Regions from separate parts of the Mus musculus genome. Here region 2 is linked to region 1. A link is a loop called in an ENCODE intact Hi-C map of the cell type or tissue named here. Cell type or tissue: gastrocnemius. All regions are shown on one strand. Links, peaks and the distances in the headings refer to the core of each region. The heading gives the core; the rest is flanking DNA.

What was found. A loop is a pair of places that touch in the nucleus more often than their neighbours do. Peaks named below come from ENCODE experiments on the same cell type or tissue, not always from the same donor. Only the 100,000 strongest peaks of a DNase experiment are listed, where the experiment ranks them.
Region 2: it touches region 1 in a loop (1.9-fold over the local background); 6 of 42 quality-filtered maps call a loop at or near these places.

What each region holds. Positions count from the first base shown.
Region 1 is chr17:24,663,525-24,672,419 of GRCm38, reverse strand. Zfp598 (zinc finger protein 598) reads right to left here and starts at 2,733. Exons shown (of 12, transcript NM_183149.2): 1 at 2,447-2,733. The coding sequence starts at 2,662. In gastrocnemius, for the core only: a CTCF peak has its summit at 4,772 (motif pointing right); a DNase peak (open chromatin) is centred at 4,795; H3K4me3 peaks cover 131 bases; H3K27ac peaks cover 567 bases.
Region 2 is chr17:24,616,956-24,619,455 of GRCm38, reverse strand. Tsc2 (TSC complex subunit 2) reads left to right here. Exons shown (of 42, transcript NM_001286713.1): 15 at 1-41; 16 at 474-590. Among named protein-coding and RNA genes, the nearest start is that of Tsc2, 14 kb to the left of the region's middle. In gastrocnemius, for the core only: a CTCF peak has its summit at 1,368; no DNase peak of the experiment used is centred there.

The DNA.
Region 1 (8,895 bases), core at 3,447-5,946:
ATTCACAACAGAAAATGCCATTGCATCATCAGGTCCAGCCTGCCGACCTGGGCCTTGGAATAACCCTGGGAAGGCCCTCCGCATTCCCCTCCCACTTCCTGCTTGTGGGTGGGGGTGTGGCCCGTCCAGAGACGGGCAAGTTGGAGAGCAACAGGATGAGAAAATGGCTCTAGAGAGATGTGTCCAGAGGAACACAAGAAGTACCTAAAGAAAGACTGAGCACAGACCTCTCCACTACTCAGCACAGGAGCCTCACACCACATGGCAGCCCACCTAAGCTGCACACTGAAGAGTCCAATTGCCCTGGCTCTTCACCAGACCAGCAGTTTCAAACTTGTATACCGTCTCTGTACTACACCCAGACCGCCCCCTACCCGAAGCCTATACAAGGTGTCACAGCAAAGGAAACTGGCCCTTCAACACATTTGTTTTGTTTAAGGCAGTTTCTGTCCAAACTCATTCTGTAGACCAGGCTTGGCCATGAACTCAGAGATCTGCCTGCTTGTGCTACAGAATGCTGGGATTAAAGGTGTGTGCCACCCCCATCCAGCTTTATATAACATCTTAACAAACATCCCTCCTAATTTTTAGTCACATGAAGGGACTAAGTCATTGTGGAATTCTGGAATTCAGGACATATTCAAAGGGTAATACAAGACTCAGTAAGGGACAAGGGTGAAGGCGCTAGGTTACAAGTGGAGGGAATCAGGATAAACGGTGAGGCTGAGCTGGACAGCTACCATCTCACCCCACTTCCCAAAGAGCTCCTGCTGCCCAGCATGGTGGTACAAGTCTAAGAGGACGCCCAGGCTTAGCCAGGGGCACAGAGTGTCAAACCACATCCCAGCCAGGGCAAGCTAACAGCTCATGTCAAAAGCCCCTGCCACAGAGCTCTTAGAGGTGTGAGGCTCAGGAAGACTGAGGGAGGGCAGACACTGGCTACAGCTGACATATGTATGTATGTTCACTCACTTCCTGAGTGAGACCCAGAGCCCAGGCCAGGACGACGTACATAAGGACCTACAAAATGTCTCCCTTCCTAGAAGGAAGCTACAGGTATGTGTGCTCAAAACCCGTGTCAGACCTTCCCATCAGCGTGTGCACGACTGGCCAGCAAAGCCCCAGCAAGACCCTGAGTAGGACACCAGCCAAAAGCTTCCAGAGATGTTTCTAAACCCCAGATCTCATCCAGTAGGGTAAGGCTCCTTCCACCACACTATGTCTGGGGTCTTCTAGTCCCTCTTCCCCAGTATGACATAGATGCTTAGGGAATGTTCCAGATTCCAGCTGAGTCTTTTGACATAAATATCAAGAAAGAAAAGCTGGGTGTGCTGGGTATGGTGGAGAATGACCTAGCCCTCAGGAGGTAGAGGCAGGTGGATCTGTGTGACTTCAAGGCCAGTCTGGTCTAGAGAATGAGTTCCAGGACTGCCAGAGCTACAGGCCCTGTCTCAAATACGGGATATGGTGGTGCACTGCCTTTAATCTCAGAAATCAGGAGGCAGATACTGGTTCTACATAACAAGTTCCAGGCCAGCCAGGACTACATAGTGAGACCCTATCTCAACGAGAAAGAAAAAGGTCAGAAAGAAAAGAAAAAAAAAAAAAAAAACTCAAAATTTTGGCATCATTTCTATCTCTGCATCACTTCTAAGAACAGGAAAGGGTGATTCCCTGGCAGAAGCCACTAGCCAAAACCTTCCACGAACCAACCAAGGTAATTTCACAATTCTGGAAGCAAACAGATCTCTACGGGCAGCAAACCAAGGGAGGTTCAGCTGGATACTCCCCATCAAAGGCTGGCATTGCTGGAGTCCTCTGACCCCCTTCGGGATTTCCAAGTCTAGACAGCCAGAAACATCCTCTTCCCACCACTCTGGAAGGAAGCCTCAAAGCTAGAACTAGTAACGAGGAGGAAAACTTCCTAAAATTGTGGACCACCAAGCACCTAGGAATCAGGTCCTGGTATCACCTCCACTCTACAAATGGAAACGCTGTCTCAGGAGCTAAGGATCACCGGTGGGGCCCAGAAGCCCAACTAGTCTGGAAATGTCCAGTTTAACCCTTTTTTTCCAGAGCAGTCAGCTTCCAGAATAGACAGTGTCTGGAGGTTCCCCCTGGCTGTCTGCTCCTCCTCAGTGACGATCCCGAAAAAATTAAGATTCACAGACAGGAGGGCTCTCGACCTGACCTTGCCCTTCCCGCAGCCAGGTCATAGGGAAAAGTCCCCAGGCTTAGAGTTCCCACAGACATCGCTCCTCCTTCCCCAGCCCGGCCGCCTCTGGCTTCTCCCAGCCCCAGGAGGCCCGGTGATCGCATGGCGCCCCGACCGACCACCCGGCCTCCGGAGGGAGCGGGTGAGGCCAGGCCGCGGCCGGACACCGAGCAGGCAAAGCCATCAGGAGTCCGCCCTCCCCGCGCCCCGTCGCGCGCCCCGCTGGCGCACCTGGCGCAGCTCCTCGCGGCACACGGCGCAGTAGCGCTGCTCGCACAGCACCCGCATCTTGGTAGAGCACCGGTAGCACACCGGGTGATCGCAGCGGCCCAGCGCCGTAGCCTCCAGGTCACCGCAGCACAGCACGCAGCTCCCGCCGCCCCGCTCCGGCGCTGCCACCGCCTCCAGAGCCGCGCGCCGCCCCTCGGCGCCCGCCGCCGCCGCCATGGCCGGGCTCCGGCCCCCTCCTGGCCGGCGCGGCACAGCGCGGCCTGGCTCCCGGCGGACCCGCCCCTTCCGTCGACGTCACTGCCCTCAGGCAACCGCCCGCCTGGCGGAAGTGCGCACTGCGACTTCCGCCCGGGCCTGGTGTTGTACAGAGCTGCCATTCGCTCATGACTGCTGCTCAAGCCTTTCCAGTCATTTAAATGCGGAGTCTCTCCGCCTTCGCCGACGCAAGCTCTGGAAACGCCGGAGGAGCTACAGGGTTTCCAGCATCATTTCCGATAAAACACGAACTGTGGTTTGTTTTTCGAGACAGGGTTTCTCTGTGTAGCCCTGGCTGTCCTGGAACTCACTCTGTACACCAGGCTGGCCTCGAACTCAGAAATTCGCCTGCCTCTGCCTCCCAAGTGCTGGGATTAAAGGCATGCGCCACTATGCCCGGCTCGATCAGTCTTAAGCTAAGTATCACACAAACATTACTTGGACGTAGTATGTAGTATGTTTGTATCTTAAATGCAAATTTCACTGGATGTCCTGGGAACATAGCTTAGTGGCAGAGACTTGCCTACCGTGCCTAGGTTCCATTCCCAGCACAAAATACATACATAAGTAATTCAGCTAGTAATGACTGAATCCGACAAATTTTTAGGAACCTTTCTATAGCCCTGCACCTCTCTTGTGTTTGGAACATAAGCCTCTGACATCAGGACATCCAGACATTCTCACCCAATCCCACTAGAGAAGGGACCTCGTGTTTTCTTGGTTGTAAGACAGACACATCCAGCCAGACATAGTATGTAGGAAAGGGAAGCACCCAGAGGTGCTTGAGTGGATAGTAGTGAACCGGAGGCTTCAAGTCTGCAGCTGTTGGGCGGTCTCCGGATTTCTGATGAAGCGAGATGGGTCCAAATCTGAACCCTTTCTAGAAAGAGTCAGTATATTGTGTGTGTGACCCCAGAGTGCCTATGGCTAGCTAGAATCAGAAATGACTTAAACCCCTAATCCTGGTACCTAGACTTACATGCTTCTGAACTAGGTTGCCCCACTGAAGCCTATAACCTCATTTGTAAAACTGGGGTCGCCATACCAACTATGTAAAGCAGACCGGGCTACATTTGCCATCTTCGGACAGATAGGGGGATTTACCTTTCTTAGGCAACTGGGCAGGGCTAAGTATTGTTAAAATGACAGGGTGTGGTCACATACCTTTCATCCTAGCACTCACAGGCATAGACTTTGTAAGTTTTGAAGTCAGCCTGGTCAACATAGTTTCAGGCCAGCCATGGCTACGTAGAAGTGAGACACTGTCTCAAAAAAAAAAAAATCTGTTAAAATGGAGGACTGGAGAGATGGCTCAACAATTAAGAGCACTAGCTTTTCTTGCAGAAGTCCTAGGTTCAATTCCCAGCACCACATGAAGGCTCACAACCAGTTCCAGGAGGTTTAATATCTTCTGGTCTCTGAGGGCACCAGGCACACACGTGGTACACAGGCAGGAAAGCAAAACACGTCCATAGAAAATAAAAATAAATTTTAAAAAATGAAAACATTTCTGTTAAGATGACAATTGAATGTTAATGATAAGCTCGTTAGATGCTGATGGCAAGTACTTTATTGTCCCAGTTTGTGCAAATAAGTACAGGCTGAGGGATGGTGAATGTGGCTTCCTAATTGACAGCTTTTGGCCTCACCCTTTGCTGCCCTGGCTTTTTTTTTAGTCAGCCAGCCAGCCAGACTACCCATCTGCCACCATTCTGAACACTCCTTAGACACCTGAGAAAACAACGCAGTGAACAGAGTTGATTATCCCTCTCCTAAAGGCACAGCCTCAATCAGAGAGCTGTTTGAAACAGTTCACACCAGACTTTTTTTTTCTTTTTTTTCCGAGACAGGGTTTCTCTGTGTAGCTCTGGCTGTCCTGGAACTCACTCTGTAGACCAGGCTGGCCTCAAACTCAGAAATCCCCTTGCCTCTGCTTCCCAAGTGCTGGGATGGATTAAAGGTGTGAGCCACCACTGCCCGGCTACACCAGACATTTTTAAACCTACACACCTGGAACTCTAGATGACCCTGTAGTCATCTCAGGCTAGAAAGGAGGACTATTTCCCATGATTGGCCAGCAGAGGGCCTACTGTGACTGAGGAGACAAGGCTGTGATTGGCATAAACATTCTCTAGCCAGGTAAGCAGACTGGCTGTTCCAGCTCAGGCCGTGAGTCACGCGAAAGCTCTCCTCTCCTACCTCTTGTGTTGCCGGTTTAGATTTAGTAAAAGGCATCTCTACAGGGGTTTTTCTTGCCTGTTTTTTTTTTTTTTTGGGGGGGGGGGTTCGAGACAGGTTTTCTCTGTATAGCCCTGGCTGTCCTGGAGTTCACTTTGTAGACCAGGCTGGCCTCGAACTCAGAAATCCGCCTGCCTCTGCCTCTGCCTCCCGAGTGCTGGGATTAAAGGCGTGCGCCACCACGCCCAGCTCTTCTTGCCTGTTTTTAATAGAGCTGACTGAATTGGTAGCATGAGAAAGAGCAGATGAGTAGCTGTGGTACTGTGACAGCACAGCTGCCCAGCACATTGGGAAATGCACAGTCATGCAGTCCATGGTTTGACAGGTCAGAGGGGAACTGCATGCAAACATTTTGCTTCACAGATTCATAAAGAGCCTGTAGGATAAAAGACAAATGGATGCAGACAGTGGTGACAGGCACATCTCTTCTGAGTCGGAGGCCAGCCTGATCTACAGAGAGAATTCCAGGACAACCAGGGCTACACAGAGAAACCCTGTGTCTCAAAAAACAAAACGAAACAAAACCAGAAAGACAAATGACCCAGGCTTGATCTACACGAGCTCTTGGACACCCAGGGCCATGTAGAGAGATCTGGGTAAAAACAAAATGTACCAAAAAAAAAAAAAACAAACAAACAGACAGACAAACAAACAAAAAAACACAACAACACAACCGTAAAAGAGACTGAAAGAGCCAAAGGAAGCACGAAGGACTCCCTAGACAACAGCAAATATCAAGGGAAACCCTTGCCTGGCAGTGGTGGCACATGCCTTTAATTCCAGCAGTTGGGAGGCAGACGAAGGTGGATTTCTAAGTTCAGGCCAGCCTGGTCTGCAGAGTGAGTTCCAGGACAGCCAGAGCTACACAAAAAAACCCTGCTCCCCCCCCCCCAAAAAAAAAAAGAAAGAAAAGAAAAGAAGAAGAAGAAGGGAAGCCCTCTTGGAGGGGTTAGGAACTAGACCAGTGCTTGCTGTGTGATACTCCCCACCACGGTGACAGTGGACTAAGCCTCTGAAACTGTAAGCAAGGGCCAATTAAACACTTCCTTTTGGGGGCTGCAGAGAAATGGCTCAGCAGTTAAGACCTCTTCCAGAAGTCCTAAATTCAATCCCAACAACCACATGGTGGCTCACAACCATCTATAATGGGATCCGATGCCTTCTTCTGGCACTGGGGTGTACAGATAGAGCACCCATTCAAAATAAATTAAAAGTAAACACTTTTTTCTTTTCAAGACAGGGTTTCTCTGTATAGCCCTGGCTGTCCTGGAACTCACTTTGCAGACCAGGCTGGCCTCGAACTCAGAAATCTGCCTGCCTCTGCCTCCCGAGTGCTGGAATTAAAGGCGTGTGCCAAGCCCGTTCCCTTGCCTGTGTTTTCTCTGGATAGTATGTAGGAACAGTGGGAATCTCATCCATTCATGCGCGTCACTAATTAGATGACGAGGCATTTGGCTACCTTAAGAGAGTCATAGTTACTCCTGCCGTTTACCCGGGCTTCATTGAATTTCTTCACTTTGACATTCGGAGCACAGGGCAGAAATCACAGCAATGGGACACTAGGACACTGAGCATTGTGTGGGGTTGGTGTGGTGGCTCAGCAGGGACAATGCTGAAGAACTGAGGTCAGTCCTTGGAACCTATAAAGATCTGCATGCTTGCGTGCCTCTTATTCCTCTAAGTGTTAAGGCAGCGAGACCACTCAGGGTCAGCAGATGGCAGGTTCTCTCTCTCTCTCTCTCTCTCTCTCCTCTGTTTTTTGTTTGTTTGTTTGTTTGTGACAGGGTTTCCCTGTGTAACAGCCTTAGCTATCTGCCCTGGAACTCACTTTGAAGACCAGGGTGACCTTTAATTCACAGAGATTCTCCTGCCTCAGTGCCCCAGTTTGTGCAGGTTCACCTTCATACACATTTCCTTTCCACAATTCCTACCTTGAGTGTAGTTTCTATGAGCTACCATTGGGTTTGGTTATTTTCTTTCTTTCTTTTTTTTTTCTTTTTGTTTTTTTTGAGACAGGGTTTCTCTGTAGCCCTGGCTGTCCTGGAACTCACTCTGTAGACCAGGCTGGCCTCAGCTTGCCTGCCCTAAGGTTTTTCTCTTAATCATGAATAAACTGTCCAAAGGCTTTATTTGAGTCTTTGACCTTCTGTTTTCATTCGTGTCCACACTTCCATTATTTTATTAATGAGACTAGGAACACCCAAGTGAGGACCATGATTTTCTCCTTAACATGTGGCAGGACTTCTCAAGATTTCCAGTAGGAGTGGCTGGGCGTGGTGGCTCACACCTTTAATCCCAGCACTTGAGAGGCAGAGACAGGCAGATTTCTACGTTCGAGGCCAGCCTGGTCTACAAAGTGAGTTGCAGGACAGCCAGGGCTATACAGAGAAACCCTGTCTCGAAAAACAAAAACAAACAAACAAACAAAACAAAAAACAAAAAAAGATTTCCAGTAGTACTTCTTTCTTTCCTTTTTTTTTTTTTTTTTTATGTCTGCAAATGTCTGTCTGCATGTGTGTAAGTATTCTGTGTCCATGCCTGGTGCCTGCAGAGATCAGAGGCTGAAGTCAGAGCCACTGGAACTAAAGAGTATGGATGTGAGCCTCCTTGTGGGTGCTGGGAATTGAACCCTTGGCCTCTGCAAGAGTAACAGATCCTCTTAACTACTGAGCCATCTCTACAGTCTTCCCCCTCCATATATATATAATACATATATATTATATGAAAAATATTTTTGAGACAGTCTCTTTATGTGACCCCAGCTGTCCTTGAACTCCCTATGTAGTGGCCTCAAAATCAAAGAAATCTGTCTGCCTGTGTCATCTGAGTGCTGGGACTAAAGGTGTGTGCCTGGCGCTCTTCTCCTGTCTTTTAAGTCTTTAATTGGCAGACAAAAGAACCCATCCCTGTGTCCCTCCCATGGTAGAATGGAGAACCAACTCCTGAAAGTTCTAGTGCAACCTTCACAAACAACCTAACATACATACCCATTATACCCATGATGATGATGATGATGAGAGGAGGAGGAAGAGCAGCAGAAGCAGCAGCAGCTGAGTATCTTGTAATCCCAGTGCTGTGTAGGTAGAGACAAGAATGCCCAGAAGCCTTCAGGCCAACCAGCCTGGCACATGCAGTGTTGAATAATGAAGAGATCCTGCCTCAGACAAAGTGGGAGGCAAGACCCAACACTGCAGCTTTCCTCAGCACCCACATTGTGACTCACAACCATCCACACCCTCTGGGTCTGACCTCTGCAAGGCAGCAGGTGTGGGCACAGTTCACTTACATACATGCTATCAAAGGTACAGGAGCGACCAACTCCCTCGGGTTGTCCTCTAACACATGAGCCTGGATTACACACATAGTGCAGTGCTGGAGAGATGCAGTGGTTGAAAGCACTTGCTGTTCTTGCAGAGGGCCTGGGTTGGCTTCTCAGCAACCCATGTGGTGGCTCACAACCATCTGTAACTCCTGGTCCAGGGGATCTGACACCGTCTTCTGACCTCTGTGGGCACCAGACATGCATGTAGAGTACAGATATGAAGGAAAAATACTCAACATGTAAAGCAAAAATGAATAAAGTATTCACGAGGGAGGGGTCTAGAATCCGAATAAGGGCCTTTGGGATGGCTCAGTAGGTAGAGCTAACTGGGACCTGCGTGGGGGAGGGAAAGCACTGACTCCTTCAGGCTGTCTGCCAGCTCCCGTTTGCACATCATGGCATGCATGATGTGCACATGTGTGCACACAATATTCTTTATAAAGGAATGACATTTAAATAATCAAATATTAAATAATCAGAATATCAGGCTTGGGAGTGTAGCTTGTACCGGAATGCCTGCCTGCTTACCATGCCAAAGACTCTTGGTTCAAGTCCCAGAACCACCAAGAAGAGAAAACTCAGAAAGACAACAGTCCTGAACTGAGAACACCGGAAGCTAGAACTCCGCAGATCG
Region 2 (2,500 bases), core at 1-2,500, 50 kb after region 1:
ACACCCACCACTTCAACAGTCTGCTGGACATCATTGAAAAGGTGAGAGCCATTTAGAGGTCTGGGCTGGCATGGACAAAGCCCTGTGGCTAGACCTCTTTGTCCCGTTTTTATCACTGTGACTGATGGCTGTCTGCACGGGCAGCAGAAGTGTGTGGTGTCAGCAGGCCGTGTTGAGCCACCTTGCTTGGCTGGTGTACTGCCTCAGCACCTTGCAAATGAGTGTCCTGTCACTCTCAGGGGTCTGCGCCAGGCATCTGGAGAATAGCACAGAGCAGGGATCCAGGGCTGCGGCCCACATCCCCCCAGGGAGGCTGCTTTGTCCTTTCAGTTTTGAACTGTTTGTGAGCAGTCACTTGTGAGAAGGCATATCTTCCCTCCCGAGAAGGACAGGAGGGGTAGTCCTGGTAGTCAGGTCTGTGGCGAACTGCCTGTGAGCCGTGACTTGGACCTTACATGCTGGCCTCTTGGAAGGTGATGGCGCGCTCACTCTCTCCACCCCCGGAGCTGGAAGAAAGGGACCTGGCCATGCACTCGGCCTCCCTGGAGGACGTGAAGACCGCGGTCCTGGGGCTCCTGGTCATCCTTCAGGTGGGTGCTCTGCAAGGGTAGAAGGCTTGTTGGAAGCTTCTCTAAAGAGATGTGTGTCCTGGAAACCCCAGCTCTGACTGGGTTACAGGGATTGGGTGGTACCGCTGAGTGGCAGTATGAAGATGTGACCAAGCCGTGAGAGGCCTGCGGCCTGCAGCAGGTGAGCCTTCTCTGCTCTAAAGTTACTCTGCAGTTACTCCATCCTTGCTGCTCAGAGCTCCCTCTGTTGCCGCCAGTACTGTTCCTTAGCTGCTGAGTGGAGAAGCTGCTCTTGCCCTGCGGCTGCTTGCTTCTGGGAGAGCTTTATTAAGATACTGTGGCACATATCATATGGTGCCCTCCATTATTGTCAATAGCCTATTGACTATCAATATGTCCACAAGGCTGTGCAGCTGTCCCCACAACCAATTTACTAGATTGGTTTTTCTGTTTGTTTGTTTTACTTTTTTGGGGAGAGGGCCTCACTATGTAGCCTAGTCTGGCCTTTGAGAGCTAGGACTATAGGACCGAATGACCATATGACACTGTCCAGTTCCAGTCAGTCAGCCTATACCTGCTGACCGCTGTTCCCCACTTCCTCCAAGGTCCCGGGGCTGCTGCTCTGTCTGTTCCCATGGAGACATTGTCTTGTCCTAGCTGTTTCACATACATGGCCTCGCATGTGGGCCTCTGTGGTTGGCTTTCACCAAGCATCCACGCTATGGCGTGTATCAGAGCTTCGTTGCTTTTCAGAATGTTCCATTGTGTGCATGGCCCACTTGCTGTGGTCCGTGGCTCCTCCCTGTGGCTGCCTTTGCTGGGCTGGATAGCGTTGGGCAGACCTAGGAGGAATTGCTGAGTCACACTAAGTCTGTAACATCTGAGGCATGTCACAGTTTGTGAGCTTTTCTTGTAGTGTGTTCATGTGTGTGTCCATACATTAGTTTGTGTGTGTGAGGATAGACACACTCTTGCCACACTGTGCACTTGGCAGTTAGGGAACAACCTCAGGTGCCCGTCCTCACTGGTTACCTATTTGTCAGAGACTCTTGTTTACCGCTGACTACTATAGGCCAGTAGGCCTAGGAGCTGATAGGGATCCTCCTGTCTCTGCCGCCAACCTCCCCATGGGAGCACTGGAGTATAGATAGGTGCTACCATGTCCTGCTGTGGGTGGGTTCTGCGGATCCAAATGCTGTCCTTACACTTGTGTAAAAAGTCCTTTGCCACCTCATGCCCAGCCCCCTTCTTAAAGGTAGGACCCGCCCAGGCTGGACTGGCTCTGAACTCGTGGGGCTCCTGCTTCCGTTTCCGCGTGCTGCTGTTAGAGGTCTGCAGTGCTGTGGTCAGCTTGCTAGGCTGCTGTGCACTCAGACTGCACCCTTTTCCACACTAGCCTCGTATGCGTTCTGGCTTCCCCATCGGAGTATGTAGTTTTCCATATCCAGATCACGTCTGGGCTTTGCCATGTTGTTGTTGTTGTTGTTGTTGAAAGAAGCTCTCATTATCTTGTTAAGGCTATTTTAAATTCACGATCTTCCTCCTCCATTTGATACACACTATGATGCCTACCTCCTAGCATGTAGATTTGTTCCTTTCCTTTCCTTTCCTTTCCTTTCCTTTCCTTTCCTTTCCTTTCCTTTCCTTTCCTTTCCTTTCCTTTCCTTTCCTTTCCTTTCCTTTCCTTTCCTTTCCTTTCCTTTCCTTTCCTTTCCTTTCCTTTCCTTTCCTTTCCTTTCCTTTCCTTTCTTTCCTTTTGTATGTATCGATACAGGTCTCACTAGGTAGTCCAGGTTGGCCTGGAACTTTCTTTGTAGTCAAAACTGTCTGTCTTTAGGGTTCTAGGATTACTAGTGTGGGCCACTATCTTGGCACAGTGTTTGGCTTTTAGTTTTAAAAAAATTGTATTTATTTTATGTGTGTGCTCACGC